Regions from separate parts of the Homo sapiens genome. Here region 1 is linked to region 2. Evidence: read pairs that join two places in POLR2A ChIA-PET (ENCODE). Cell type or tissue: OCI-LY7. All regions are shown on one strand.

Region 1 (5,000 bases), 57 kb after region 2:
CCAAAGCACTGAAATCTCAGGCAGGAATTCATTTATATCAACCTAATTTGAAACAAAAGCAGCTGCTTTCCTGCCCTCTGAATTATCCATCTAGGGGCTCAAAGGTTTCCCACCTATCAGATTTTCTTCTCTGTTCTGGTAACCTCTGGAGTGAAGCTGATTTTTCAAAGGCAGAAAACAGCTCTTTGCCATGGTAATCATTTAACAAAAGGAAAGTAACATTAATAAGAAGAGAGCTGTTGGTTCTTAATAGCTCAAGCTGTATGATAGATATGTACGTACATGGCTGTTACTATGAAAATGTCTAGGTAGTAAGGCAATGTGGAAAATGAGATATCCAAAATTTTATTGAAATTTAGAGGATAATCTCAATGAACTATTCTGGCCCTTAATAATTATGTCAATAACAGTTAGCTCTTATATAACACATTTTATGTGGTAGGCATTATTCTAGATACTGTATGTGTATTAACTATTTAATCCTTACAAGAATTTTAGAAGGTAGGTGCTAATATATCAGGTTTACAGAACAGGGAGCTTTAGTCAGCACAAGGAGATGCTATCAGGTGACTCTCCCCAGCTGGGATTCAAGCCCAGGCAGGGAGGCCCCAGCCTCAGGGTTCTTAAGCACCACTGTGTGCTATATAGTTATTTCCTGAATGTTTTTATAACAACCTAACTTTTTTTTTTTTTTTTTTTTTTGAGATGGAGTCTCGCTCTGTTGCCACGGCTGGAGTGCAGTGGCACGATCTCGGTTCACTGCAACCTCTGCCTCCCAAGTTCAAGCGATTCTCCTGCCTCAGCCTCCGGAGTAGCTGGGATTACAGGCATGCACCACCACGCCAGGCTAATTTTTGTATTTTTAGTAGAGATGGGGTTTCGCCGTGTTGGTCAGGCTGGTCTCAAACTCCTGACCTCGTGATCTGCCCACCTCGGCCTCCGAAAGTTCTGGGATTACAGGCGTGAGCCACTGTGCCCAGCACAATCTAACATTTTTTTAATGTCCAGGATTTAATACTTGGTATAAGGTAAGCTGAACACTTTGATATATGCTGTCTCTAGCCTGCTACAAAGCAGGCTTTCTTTTTTCTTTTTTCTTTTTTTTTTAAGGGACAGGCTCACTCTGTCGCCCAGGTTGGAGTACAGTAGCAAGATCATAGTTCACTGCAGCCTCGAACTCCTGGGCTAAAGTGATCCTTCAGTCTCAGCCTCCCAAGTAGCTGGGACTAAAGGCATTCACCACCATGCTCGGCTAGTTTTTTTTCTTCATTTTTTGTATAGATGGGGTCCCTCTGTGTTGCCCAGTATTGACTTTGACTCTTGGGCTTAAGCAATCCTCCCACTGCGGCCTCCCAAAGTGCTAAGATTACAGGTGTGAGCCACCACACCTGGCCCAAAGTAGGCTTTTGATAAATGTTTCAGGGGTGAATGAATGAGTAAATAAATGTGGAATACCACAGGTTTTCTCTCAGTTGCCTTAGTCTATCACTAATAGTTTTCTTCTCTCTCTTCTCACTGCCCACCCAGCAACCCACCAATTTGATTATTATAAATTCATCCTGTCTTTCCTCTGCTCTGTCCTAAACCATAAGATCGTATTTCTCACCCTTCAGTGATTGGACATCCTGCTCAGAATTCACAAAGGGAGCTGACAATCCCCTGGGGAATGTGGGACATAAGGCAAGGCCAGAACTTTTTCACAAACAAAATAGATGGCCTCAGGACCTCAGAAGCAGCACCAGTATAGAGCCATAATAGACACTGAGTGAGCCAGAGGTAGTGTCTGTCCACTTGGAAAGCAAAGGGACTGAAACTCTCATGCCTCCTCCTCCAAGATCTGCACTAACCACAGAATGCTTCATCCGTTTATTCAACATTTACTGAGCATCTACTACATGCTAAGCACTGTGCTGGGCATAAAATGCATAAGACATAGTTCCTGTCCTCAAGGAGCTACTTGTATCGGTTAAGATTAGCCTAAAGCTGCCTGCTTAAATATTCTAAGTTCAGCCTAATGGTTTCTCTGTAATAGTGAACTGTAACCTAACTAAATGCATAAATAGATCAACCTACCCTTGTGCCAGTCATCAAGTTTCAACCAATCAAAGGCAGCCAACTGTTCAAACTGTGTTCAAACAGGGCAAACGCTGTATAACCAATCCGGCTGTTTCTGTACCTCACTTCCGTTTTCTGTGCATCACTTTCCTTTTTCTATTCATAAATCTTCTTTGATCACACAGCTGCCCTGGAGCCTCTCTGAACCTGTTCTTATTCGGGGGCTGCCCAATTGGAGAATTGGTCTTTGCTCAATTAAACTCTTTAAATTTAATTCATCTAAGGTTTTTCTTTTCTTTTCTATCTTTTTCCTTTTCTTTTTTTTTTTTTTTTTTTTTGAGACAGTCTCACTCATCACCCAGGCTGGAGTGCAGTGGCGCAGTCTTGGCTTACTGCAACCTCTGCCTCCCAGGTTCAAGCAATTCTCATGCCTCAGCCTCCTGAGTAGTTGGAATTACAGGTATGCACTACCACACCCAGCTCAGGTTTCATTATGTTGGCCAAGCTGGTCTCGAACTCCTGACGTCAAGTGATCGGCCCACCACAGCCTCCGAAAGTGCTGGGATTACAGGCATGAGCCACAGCACCCAGCCTAAGGTTTTTCTTTTGACAAATCAGAAAGGCACTCTTCTCTCTGCCCCATCAACACCACAACTCACTTAACAGTATTCTCTTAATCTCTTATTTATCTCCACACCTTATTGGGACTCGCTGTGAGTTCATTTATTAATGTCTATATGGAGATCATCATTCATTCATTTGTGTATCAAGAGAGCACCAATATGTGGCAGACACTGTTCCAGGAGAGGGGATGTCATGAGGGCAGAGCAGAGGGCATCTCTGCACTCTCGGGACTTATCATGACCGCCCTATGCTTACTGCCTTCTTCTCTCATGTCCCCCCTATGCTTACTACCTTCTTCTCTCGGCTTCTTCAAAGCACTTAACATTATATAAAGTAATCATTATAACTATGTGTCATATTTTTAACATATACAGATGTAATACACATAACAATAATGGCATAACAAAGGAAAAGAGGAAATGGAGCTGCAAAGGAATAAAGTTTCTGGATCCCACTGAAATGAAGTTAGTATAAATCTAAACTAGGTTTTGATTAAGTTAAAATTTATATTGTATGCCTTAGAGCAAATGTTAAGAAAATAAAAATATATAACTACAAAATAATTAAAGAGAGCCACCGTGGGCCAGGCGCAGTAGCTCACGCCTGTAATCCCAGCACTTTGGAAGGCCAAGGCGGGCGGATCACCTGAGGTCAGGAGTTTGCGATCAGCCTGGCCAATGAAACTCTGTCTCTATTAAATATACAAAAATTAGCCAGTCGTGGTGGTGCCCACCTGTAATCTCAGCTACTCGGGATGCTAAGGCAGGAGAATCGCTTGAACCTGGGAGGTGAAGGTTGCAGTGTGCTGAGATGGTGCCACCGCACTATAGCCTGGGTGAGACTCCATCTCCAAAAAAAAAAAAAAAAAGAGATACCCACATGCAGAAGAATAAAGTTAGACCTTTACCTTAGACCATAAACAAAATTTAATTCAAGATGCATTAAAGACCTAAATGTAAGAGCTAAAGATATAAAACTCTTGGATGAAAACATAGGCATAAATCTGCACAACCTTGGATTAGGCAATTGTTTCTTAGATATGAAACCAAAAATACAAAAATATAAGCAATAAAAGAAAAAATACATAAACTGGGCATTATCAAAATTTAAAAATCGTATGCATCAAAGGACACAATTGGCTGGGCACGGTGGCTCACGCCTGTAATCCCAACACTTTGGGAGGCCGAGGTGGGCGGATCACGAGGTCAGGAGTTCAAGACCAGCCTGGCCAACATAGTGAAACCCTGTCTCTATTAAAAATAGAAAAATTAGCCGGGTTTGGTAGCACACGCCTGTAGTCCCAGCTACTCACTCGGGCGGCTGAGGCAGGAGAATCGCTTGAACCCAGGGGGCGGAGGTTGCAGTGAGCTAAGACTGCACCATTGCACTCCAGCCTGTGGGCGACAGAGCCAGACTCCATCTCAAAAAAAAAAGACACAATCAAGAAAGTGTAAAGATAATTCACAGAACAGGAAACGTTTTTGCAAATTGTGTGTCTAATAAGGTACTTGTATTTGTATATGGAATCTGTAAGTAACACAACTCAATAATTGTTTTAATATCACCTGATATCATTTGGATATTTGTCCCCTCCAAATCTCATGTTGAAATTTGATCCCCAGGACAGGTATGGTGGCTCACATCAGCAATCCCAGCACTTTGGGAGGCTGAGGTGGGAGGATCACTTGAGCCCAGGAGTTTGAGACCAGCCTGTGCACCATAGTGAGACACTGTCTCTACAAATAAAATTTTTAGAATTAGACAGGTGTGGTGGTTCATGCCTTGTATTAGTCCTTTCTCATGCTGCTAATAAAGACATACCTGAGACTCCTAATAAAGACTACTGAGTAGTTGGAATTACAGGTATGCACTACCACACCCAGCTCAGGTTTCATTATGTTCATATGTTTCATTATGTTGGCCAAGCTGGTCTCGAACTGAAAATTTATAAAGGAAAGAGGTTTAATAATTTATAAAGGAAAGAGGTTTAATAATTCATGGTTCCACAGGGCTGGGGAGGCCTCAGGAAACTTACAATCATGGCAGAAGGGGAAGCGAACATGTCCTCCTTCACATGATAGCAGCAAGGAGAAGTGCTGAGCAAAAGCGGGAAAAGCCCCTTATAAAAGCGTCAGATCGCATGAGAACTCACTCACTATCACAAGAACCGATGGGGAAACCTTCCCCATGATTCAATTATCTCTGCCTGGCCTCTCCCATGACACATGGGGATTATGGAAACTACAATTCAAGATGAGATTTGGGTGGGTACACAGCCAAACCATATCATTCCTGCAATCTCAGCTCATGGTGGGTGGAGT
Region 2 (5,000 bases):
AACAAGATCCCAAATCAAGCCAGAATCTGAGCTAATAGACTTTTTGGAGAAAAAAAATGCATATCTCAAATTTAAGTTTATTTAAAAATTACAAAAATGTCTCCACTCAAGTTGTCCTTGAAAAAAATTTAGAAGCAGCAACAATCATCTTGGTTAGTTACAAGCAGTCTAGTGCAATTTATAAAATCGAGCAAAATTTGGATGTGTGTCTTATCCCTCTGTAGACACGGGACCCTTTTTTGAGGTCTCTTTCTTTAGGGTCTGGTAGCATCATGACTGGGACACTTTCCAAAGCCTTCTTCCTTTGGACTCTATGTAAAATAATTCTATAGACCCCTGTGATTGAGCTGCGAGCATCTCTCCCTTGGTTATTTCGAATATGCTCTTCTGTAATGCCCAAATGTTCTAAAGTGCTTTTGACCTCATTTTCTTCTTCCTTGAGAGTGCTGGTTTCCGACAAATGTTTGGGATCCAGTTGGAAAGGTTCCAAAGGTGTAGGGTATGGCACCCCTTGCATCCATTCATCATTCATGATGCAGTCGATTCCGTACCTCTCCGTGGGGATCTGCTGAAGGACTCCTCGGATGAGTCGGTGGCAGGGCTCTGACACGTGCGGCGGTACACTGTATGTGCCCTCGAGGATGCTCTTTTTTAGTTTGGCCACGGTTTCTGCCCGAAATGGCATGGTGCCAGTCACCATGAAGTACAAAAGCACCCCCAAGGCCCAGATATCCACGTAAATGCCGATGTAGTGCTCGTCCCGGAAGAGTTCAGGCGCAGCGTAGGGAGGAGACCCACAGAAAGTGTTCAGCATTTCACCTTTTTTGCTTACTGTGCTGAATCCAAAATCGCCCACCTTCACACAAGTATTACTGGTATAGAATACATTTTCTGCTTTCAGATCTCTATGAATAATTTGGTTTTCATGCTGTGGAAGAAGACATAGAGAAAAGTCATTTTTACAGTAAAATGTCAAAATAAAAAATGTATCAGTTGCTCTGAAACAGTGAGATAATGATGGTGGAATAACAAATTCAGTGAGGATCACCTTAAGTCATGATAGCAAACCCTGTCATAACCTTTAGCCCAATGTAATGCCTACACCTCCCCAAATAGACCAAAGTTCCTATTCTATGTGGTAAGGGTTGGAGTCTGTTCCACACATGTGGACTCAGAAACTAACACCAGAAATCAGACCCAGATCTTATGAAACTACACATTCTGAAATACAATGAAACAGTAATCCTTAGTTGTTGAGGTCATACATGGGTTTTTCTGGCTGATGGATCGTTTGACCAGGAAGGCTTGGAGCCCTCCCCTGACTTTCCGGCCATGCTTTTTGGGGTGGACTCTTTTATCCTTACAGAATTCAGCCGAAGGGAGGTGGTTGCATTTGGCAAGGATCTAGCCACAGAACACACTGTGGATTGTGGGCACATGCTCCACTCCCACCCTTGCATCCTGAATCCAGACAATCTTCAGAGGACCCTTGACCTGTTCAGTCCCAAGGGCTCTTGGAAAATGGCTTTGTGTTTGTCAGCTTTCCTGATGGCCCTCCTGGAATAAGAATCCAGGCTTTGGAGGGGACAGTCTGGTCAATTCTAGGTTCAACTATACCAGCTGGGTACTGTGAATGTCAGTTTCCTTCTCTGTAAAGTGGGATACTGATAACCATAGGCTGTGGTGAGAACTATATATGACGCTAACTACGTATGATGAGAACAGTGCTCAGCATGGTCTTGGCATATAAACAAACTCAATAAGATGTGGATCTATGGCTATGAAACACACTTCCTGTTTGCAGAGCGTTGGAGAAATGGCAGGGAGTAGAGCTGCTGAAGACTAACATCTGTACCTTCTATTGCTGGATTCTCTTCTGTTCTCCCACCAAGTTACTTTTCCAAGTAGAATGTGGAAGACTCTTTGCCCATCTGTTCTATTACTTGGTATGGGTCTGGCTTATTCTCTGGCCCTGGGAAAGCTCACCACAGCCCAAAGCCACTTAAATGATGATTGGTCATATATCACAGGTCTGAAACATCCACCACCACTACAGTCAAGCTCTTCTCCCTGGCTCACTTCTTTTTCTTCCTCCTCTCCTTCCCTACTGCTATTTTGGGCCCTCTAGGCCACAGATTCCCTTGCAAATTCTCCCTCTTTTGCCCCATTGCTAGCATGGACTGTTTTATCTGACTTTTTCAGTGCCTGGCATGTAATGAGGTTCACTGTGGCTCACTGATCCCAGTTCTTGCTCCTACAACCATGCAGGCTGAGAAGTGAATTGGAAATAGCCTCTCAACTAATATAGACCCTAGCCAAGTGTCTCTTTTCTGACAGATCCGTTCAACTGGGATCTGAGTAAAGATGGTGACTGACTAAAACTTTTGGTAGTAAAAGTGATACTCAGGCCTGCAAGTCAGGTTCCTCCTGTATGGCCCGCAATACGGCCAAAATTAAGGAGGCAGCAAAACAGCCAGTTCTTGGGAGAACTACAGAGTGTGCATTAGGAGTCCAGATTTATCTAAAGAAGTAACCAAAGAACTAAAATAAGAATGACACAAGCGGCCAGGCACGGTGGCTCACGCCTGTAATCCCACTACTTTGGGAGACCGAGGCAGGTGGATCGCTTGAGGTCAGGAGTTCAAGACAAGCCTGACAAACATGGTGAAACCTCATCTCTATTAAAAACACAAAATCAGCTAGGCATGGTGGCACATGCCTGTAATCCCAGCTACTTGGGAGGCTGAGGCAGGAGAATCGCTTGAACCCGGGAGGCGGAGGTTGCAGTGAGCCAAGATCATGCCACTGCACTCCATCCTGGGTGACAGAGGAAGACTCTGTCTAAAAAAAAAAAAAAGAAACAGAAAGAAAGGAAGGAAGGAAGGAAGGAAAAGAAAGGAAGGGAGGAAGAAAAGGAAGGAAGGAAGGGTGGAAGGCAGGCAGGAAGGAAGGGAAAAAAGAAAGACACAACCAAGTGTTAATCTACTGGGCACAGAGGCAATAAGAGCTAGGGGATCTTACTGAAGGCAAAATATCAGTATAACTGATGTGAGATTGAAGAACATCTCTCTCTCTCTCTCTCTCTCTCTCTCACACACACACACACACACACACACACACACACACACGGAGAGGGGGGGTGGGGGAGAGAGAGAGAGAGAGAACCAAGCTGGGCATGAAGTATGGATAGGATTTAGAATGTGAGATGTCATATGAGGGCATCCTAGACAGAAGTAGGAAAGCAAAACCAAGAAGCAGTGAGGAGCCAGCTATCCAGATAGTGGAAGATGAGGTTGGAGAAATGGGTATGGCCAGGGAGTGGGTGATATTCATCAGCTGCTCCCAGTGATTCCTGCCAATGTCTGCAGAAGCTAGGAGGTTGACGTGTAACTGGACATCCCTGGATGTTGCTTCACAGGCAAGGAGCATGATCCCAGCCAGACTTCTGACTCTCAGAAGGGACTACTGTCTGCTTTGTAGGACAAAAGCCCTCTGGGACACTTGAGGGTTAGTAACCTAAAGCCCTGTGCTCCCAGTGTCAGTGCAATGGGAGCAAGGTTCTCACTCGTCACCCCTGCTCACCATGTGCTTCACGGCAGACACAATCTGGGAGAAGATGAGCTTGCTTTCTGGTTCAGAGAGCTTCCCCTCAGTGCTAATTTTTCCGAAGAGCTCCCCACCCCCTGCATACTCCATCACCAAGTGCAGCTTGGATAGGGTCTCCACCACTTCGTAAAGGCGGATGATGTTGGGATGGTGCAGCTTTTCCATGCTGGAGATTTCTCGGGATAGTAGCCTCTGGGTTTTCTGGTCTAACTTGGTCTTGTCCAGGATCTTAATGGCCACCTTTTCTGCAAGGAAAAAAAGTAAAAATTGTGCCAGAATTCACAGGAGCATAGTTAGAACTGGAGAGGACCTGGATCAGCTCCTTTCCTTTACTAGACAGAGAGTGGCTGTTCCCAAGCTGAGAGAGCTCATCAGGGAATGACAAAGCAATGCTTAAGCCCAGCATCAGTGCCCTTCCCTTGGATCGGTGTGAGTCTTCCACACACAGGTTTTGATGCCAAGTCCTGCCTCCCAAGGAAAGTTTCCAGATAAAGCTAGAGCTCCTTTGCTAAGCCCGGAGAGAACTTCTTGATGAGACCCAGCTCATCTCATCAGCCTCACTGTCCATCATTCCTGTCCACCATCCCCAATGCCCCATGCACCCTTCATTGCAACCAATACAGAACTTTTTGTTGCTCCCTGAAAAGGGGCTGAACATTCATGCCTAGAAGATTTTCTCTACCTGGTTCATTCTCTCCATCATTCCTTCCCTGTTCTTTACTCTTGCTTTCACTCATCAATATAGTTTGGACATTTGTCCCCACCCAAATCTCATTGAAATGTAATCCCCAATGTTGGAGGTGGAGTCTGGTGGGACGTGTTTGGGTCATGGAGGCTGATGTCTCATGAATGGCTTGGGCCATCTCCTTAGTGATAAGTGAGCTCTCGCTCTGAGTTCACATGAGATCTGGTTCTTTAAAAGTGATGGGATCTTGTGGCATGTTCCCCCAACTCTTGCTCCTGCTTTCACAGTGTGATGTGCCTTCCACCTTCCACCATGATTGGAGCTTCCTGAGGCCTCTACAGAAGCAGATGCCACCACGCTTCCTGTACAGCCTGCAGAATCATGAGCTAATAAAACCTTTTTTTCTTATAAATTACTCAATTTTGGCTGGGCGCGGCAGCTCACGCCTGTAATCCCAGCACTTCGGGAGGCCAAGGCGGGAGGATCACGAGGTTGGGAGTTTGAGACCAGCCTGGCCAACATGGTGAAACCCTATCTCTACTAAAAATACAAAAATTAGATGGACCCGGTGGCAGGCACCTGTGCTACTCGGGTGGCTGAGGCAGGAGAATCACTTGAACCCAGGGAGGCAGAGGTTGCAGTGAGCCGAGATCGCACCACTGCTCTCCAGCCTAGGTAAGAAAGCAAGACTCCGTCTCAGAAAAAAAAA

The links. Peaks named below come from ENCODE experiments on the same cell type or tissue, not always from the same donor. Only the 100,000 strongest peaks of a DNase experiment are listed, where the experiment ranks them.
Region 1: POLR2A ChIA-PET joins it to region 2 with 18 read pairs; 5 of 35 experiments call an interaction of 5 or more read pairs at or near these places.

Annotation. Positions count from the first base shown.
Region 1 is chr5:43,218,841-43,223,840 of GRCh38, reverse strand. All of the region lies in intron 1 of NIM1K (NIM1 serine/threonine protein kinase), which reads right to left. Among named protein-coding and RNA genes, the nearest start is that of NIM1K, 29 kb to the right of the region's middle. In OCI-LY7, no CTCF peak of the experiment used is centred here; a DNase peak (open chromatin) is centred at 2,120.
Region 2 is chr5:43,275,908-43,280,907 of GRCh38, reverse strand. It overlaps NIM1K (NIM1 serine/threonine protein kinase), which reads right to left. Exons shown (of 4, transcript NM_153361.4): 3 at 3,583-3,851; 4 at 58-928. The coding sequence ends at 179. Among named protein-coding and RNA genes, the nearest start is that of HMGCS1, 35 kb to the left of the region's middle. In OCI-LY7, no CTCF peak of the experiment used is centred here; no DNase peak of the experiment used is centred here.